Regions from separate parts of the Homo sapiens genome. Here region 2 is linked to region 1. Evidence: chromatin loops called from intact Hi-C (ENCODE). Cell type or tissue: IMR-90. All regions are shown on one strand. Links, peaks and the distances in the headings refer to the core of each region. The heading gives the core; the rest is flanking DNA.

Region 1 (2,830 bases), core at 102-2,601:
CCACATGGTGTGACTGAAGGACCCAGGTGTCTTCCAGCTTGTGACTGCCGCCCCAGGGTTGACAAGACCTCACTTGAAGTTGGCAGTCTGGGGTTGAGGAAAAGAGTGGAGAAGGCCCACCTGCTTAATTAGCTTCGCCCAGAGTATCACACCACCAACTCGCATTCCAAGGGTGAAAACGAATTGCACGTCCCTGTGCAGATAAGCAAGGGGCATCTGGGAAGTACAATCTTTAGTTGGGTAATCACTTCTCAGGAACAACTATGTGGTGGATGGGAAGCATAAATCTTTCTCACATAGTCATTCTATCACTTTCTGCTTATGCTCACCAGCTTAAGCTGACCAGCCCCTGTTGTATCCCAGCAGGGAATACCAGTTTATTATAGTCAACATTTATTTATCTTTTTGTGTCTTGTCTGTAGTGCATTAAGGATTTTCTGAAGGTGAGCATATTAGATGTTAAGGGTTAGATTTTAAAGCACTTATCAGGCATGAGTTACCTGATCTAATCTCTAGCCTAATCATCCAGTACTTAATTTTTTTTTCCTGGAACATTATTTCCTTACTTTGCAGCAGCATTTATAGCTCTTGCTGCCCTTGGGAATATATATATACACACACACACACACACACACACACACACACACATATATACATATATATATGTTTCATGTTTGTCAGTTTCATGAGCAAGAAGGCTATGTTTATCTTGTTCATTTTACTATAAGACACTACATATTTACTGAGTAAATTGAATTAAAAGCAAAAAATGTGTGATTAATTTTAGTTATATTGGCTTACACAGGTGTTTTGTCTCATGTAAGGTAGGCATTTCAGGACATTCCATGACAGATTTTCAGAGGATAAATGAACTGGGTTTTTACTGTAAAATGTAATCTATCTCCTAGTAGTATCTCAGTGATAAATGTTTAACATTAATGGTAAAGGGAGGTATATGGAGTAACTTATATTTGAAAAGTATTAGGCTAAGGACATTCATAAGTCCTTGTGAATTAATGTCTTTCACCTTTTTTTTTACATTTGTAATGGAAAAAAGGAAATGTGGAAAAGTTTATGAGATATTTGTATATAGTTTACTGAATAATATAAAGCATGTGCCTTTGTAACTACTACTCAGATCAGCAGTTGGAACAATACTATTACTCCATGCCTCCCTCCCTATACTTCTTCTGGATCACAACCTGTTACCTTTCTGCGGTCTTCAGTTTTGTGTTAGCCATTTTCTTGCCTTGCTTGAAAAGTTTACTACCTCTGTTGCATCCTATCAGCTTTACTGCCATCATGGACAATAGGAACATCTCAGTGGCTTACAAAAACAAATGTGTATTTCTTGCATCAATAGGGGCTTAGGATATACTCCTCACATCTCTTCATTCCAGATTCCACATTGAGAGAAAAGTTCCTTTTGGGATTCCAAAGGGCAGTTAGAACTGTTGGAAACTCTTGGAGCCTCTGATTGAAGGTGATGAGCATCAGTCTACTCCTTTAATTGACTCAAGTATGTCACATGGCAAAGCCAAGGAGTTGAAGGGTTGGGGAGCTAGATTCCATAGGGAAAGAGCACAAGTCACATGGCACTGAGTAATACTCTTACAGGAAAGGAGGAGGGAATTCTTAGAAATGTAATATAAGCTATCACACATTCCTAAGCGATACAGTTTGGTTTGGTTTGGTTATGAACATAAATGTAATCTTACCATAAGAATTTTTGGTCTTGCTGCTTTGGCTTAGCATTAACTTTAAGAGAATCATTTATGTTTTTGTGTGAAGGTGTAGTTCATTTTCATTGTTAGGCAGTAATTCATTGTAATATAGTCATCCATAGTAGGCATCCGGAGTAGGCATAATTTATTTACCTGTTCTGTTGACAGACATGTGCTCTGAATGTTCTTGTACAGGTAGCCTGGTGTATGTGTTTCTCTAGGAAAGGGATCTTCACATTTTGTTGCTTGTGTAGCACATCAAAGATTTTTTTTAAACTTTCTTAAATACTGAAAAATTTTCATCTTGTCATAGAATGTAATTTTTGGCACATTGCAAGTATTAACATTTTAAAGTACCAACTGCACATTACTTTTTTTTGCATTACTTTAAAAATGTATCTAAATGTATCCAGTGGAATATGGTATTTATATGATTTGATAGAATCATTCATTTTCTAATGAACAAATTCTTCCTTAGTGGTCAAAGTTCTTATCATTTCTTTTTCAAATTATATTTACATGCCTCTAGCAAAATTTTGTCCTAATGGGTAATACTCTAGAGAGTGCTATTTTCAAGTCTTTTATTAATAACTGTACCACATTTCTTTGTAACAAAAATGTGCATGTAAATTGAAATTTATCTTTTACAATTTCCTCTGACCCCAATATTCTAAGTTCTAAGGGTGTAAAAGTTATTCTGGAGTAAGTTAATTCTGCAGTTATCAATAGTACACAGTTGATCAAAACAAGAAGTATATTAGAAATGTGATAGATAATCGTAACTCTTGATGAGATGGAATTAGATATGGGAGGGGATAATTTATGTTGCTTTCATTAAGGGAATTATTAAATTATTTCTTTGTCCCCAAGGTTTGATGCCTTGTGGCAGTGCACCATAGCAAGATTCTGGATGAGGTGAGGCTTTCTTTGTGAAAGGGATGATGGAGGGAAAGAACCTCAAGCCTGGGCGCATTACCAGCCAGATCACTTTAGAAGTACGTGTGAGAGCAGAGCTGATTTCCATACAGCTGTCTGTCACCATGCACAAAGTTCCATGTTCCTCCTAATCGAAGACCACTGCTCTAGCATACACACCTAAGATTGGA
Region 2 (2,830 bases), core at 107-2,606, 2.0 Mb before region 1:
ACTAAAACCTCATACTTTATTGAAAAATTAACTTAAAATAGATCATAGGCTTAATGATAAAATATAAGAATATAAAACATTTAGAAAAAAATCAAATAGAGAATATCTTCAGGACTTAGAGCTAGGCAAAGAGTTCTTATTGATTACACCCAAAACATGATATGTAGAAAAAGTTTTTTTATAAATTGGACCTTGTATTAGTCCATTTTCACACTGCTAATAAAGGCATACCTGAGACTGGGCAATTTACAAAAGAAAGAGAGGTTTAATGGACTTACAGTTCCACGTGGCTGGGGAGGCCTCACAATCATGGTGGAAGGCAAGGAGGAGCAAGTCACATCTTACATGGATGGCAACAGGCAAAGAAAAAGCTTGTGTAGGTGAACACCTCCTCATAGAACCATCAGAGATCTCATGAGACTTACTCACTCTCATGAGAACAGCATGGGAAAGACTCACCCTCATGATTCAATTATCTCCCACCAGGCCCCTCACACAACACATGGGAATTCAAGATGAGATTTGGGTGGAGACACAGCCAAACCATATCAGACCTCATCAAAATAAAGTGTTTGCTCTGTGAAAAACCCTGTTAAGAGAATGAAAAGGCAAGCTACACAGTGAGAGACAATATTTTTAAAGACCATATAGGACAAAGGGATTGTATATAGAATATATAAAGAATTCTTGAAAGTCAACAGTTTTAAAAATACAAAATGATCAAAAGACAGACACGTTTCCAAAGAGGAGTGGATGGCAAATAAGCACAGGAAAAGTGTTCAGAGTCATTTGTCATCAGGAAAATGCACATTCACACTACAGTGAGATACCACTGTAAACCTATCAGGATGGCTAACATTAAAAATAGTGGGCCGGGCATGGTGGCTCTTGCCTGCAATCCTGGCACTTTGGGAGGCCAAGGCAGGTGGATCATCAGGTCAGGAGTTCAAGACCAGCCTGGCCAGCATGGTGAAACCCTGTCTCTACTAAAAATGCAAAAATTAGCTCAGTGCAGTGGCACATGCCAGTAGTCCCAGCTACTTGGGAGGCTGAGGCAGAAGAATTGCTTGAATCCGGGAGACAGAGGTTGCAGTGAGCCGAGATCACATGCAACGGCAATCCAGCCTGGGCAACAGAGCAAAACTCCGTCTCAAAAAAAAAAAAAAAAAATTAGTGATAACACCAAATGCTGATGAGAATGCCGAGAAACTGAATATCTTTTACTTTGTGTGAATCAAAAATGACAGAACCACTCGGGAAGTAACTTGGCAGTTTTTAAATAGAAATATATGTACCATTTTTGTAACTTCATATTAATCTATAATTATTTCAAACAAAAAGTTAAATTACCTGTCAAAGTAAGATGAGAATGAGTTGTTATTGTATTCATCATTTTGTTGCAATGTTTAAAATAACATCATTGATAATGTACTCATAGTAGATATGTGTGGCTATTTTTTAAAAGTTTTTGTCTCAAGTTGCTTCATATTAAAATGTCTGAAACATTCTAGCATTTCAAGAATAAAAATTTCCTTTAAAATGTTAGTCATGACCTGGCAAAATTTTTTTTTTAATTCTGAACAACCACTGGGTGGCAGTAAAGGCTTGGGTTTTTGTTCATTTGCCTGGTGTTTTGTTTTTTTTTTTTTTTTTTTTTTTTGGAAAGTTGAGAAAATAAGGAACTAATTTGGTTCTGCTCTTAGCAAATAAAAAAATCTGTAGTGATAGATATTATTGCTGATTGGCAAGGTTTAAGCTGCAAATCCAATCATTAAGAAATAATATTTGTATAAGTTAAAGCAATAAATAACACACACTCTAAGGGATCATATGCAGAGTAAAACCTTATAAAAATAAACCTTGGGCTAACAGTCTGAGACGAGATGGACAATTCTAGAAAAAAAAGGAGTTTGGCATTGCGTGTTGTAATGGCATGTGGGATTTTCTGGTTCAAAATTTTACTGGCTTTCAGAAATTCTAAACAACCCCTTTATTTTTCTGTTTCCTCTCACTAATAATTAATTACACAAAATTCAACTAGTCTTCATTTCTTATTTGGAAAATAGTTTTCCTCTTTTAAATGTATATTAAAATGTCAGAATATGAGGAGAATGATAGATTCTCCTCTATAGGAGACAGAATATATCACATTTTGAAATGTGATGAGTAGATACATTTTGAAATGTGATATCACATTTCAAAATATTAATGTCTTTTTATCTTGACAAAACTGAGAGAAAACCTCTATACAACCTGTTGCATTTTTCATAAAGTTTACTTGCCAGGAGCAAATTGAGACATTGACTTTAATAGCAAGTTTGATGAGATCCTATGCTTTTCTTCACAGCTTAACCTCATTAATGCATCTCATTCTAAATATATATTATCATCAAGGATGAGGCATTTATTTGCATATGTTACTGTTCTTTTGTGTCATCCTAATGTCATATAAAATAAAACAATGGATATTAGGTCTGGCACTACCCAGGTAGAAGAGTCACATTCAAAACTTCTGCTGAATATTCATAATAGTATTGTCAAACCAGATTTCCATGTGAATCAGGCATCAAAACAATTTACAACCAAAAGGTCCAGTATTTAGTCTGTCTTCTCAACCTTATGGCTGCAGGACAGTGAGGATGGAGCAGAATGTCTGTAATGAGACAACTACAGTGAGGTTGGGATAATAATTCATCATATCATTGTGTGATTTGAGTGTGATGATGCCGTGAAAATGCTTAGCACTGTTCCTGGGTGACAAGAGCAAAACTCTGTCTCAAAAAAAAAGAAAAAAAAAAGAAAGAAAAAAACAAAAGCTATGCCCTGATCA

The links. Hi-C counts contacts between places; a loop is a spot of excess contacts. Peaks named below come from ENCODE experiments on the same cell type or tissue, not always from the same donor. Only the 100,000 strongest peaks of a DNase experiment are listed, where the experiment ranks them.
Region 2: a loop joins it to region 1, with 8 times the contacts of the local background. A loop is called at or near these places in 9 of 110 quality-filtered maps.

What each region holds. Positions count from the first base shown.
Region 1 is chr4:176,334,028-176,336,857 of GRCh38, forward strand. No RefSeq gene overlaps it. Among named protein-coding and RNA genes, the nearest start is that of SPCS3-AS1, 15 kb to the left of the region's middle. In IMR-90, for the core only: no CTCF peak of the experiment used is centred there; a DNase peak (open chromatin) is centred at 1,604; H3K27ac peaks cover 139 bases.
Region 2 is chr4:174,363,609-174,366,438 of GRCh38, forward strand. All of the region lies in intron 2 of LOC105377547 (a long non-coding RNA gene), which reads left to right. Among named protein-coding and RNA genes, the nearest start is that of MIR4276, 59 kb to the right of the region's middle. In IMR-90, for the core only: a CTCF peak has its summit at 1,605 (motif pointing right); no DNase peak of the experiment used is centred there.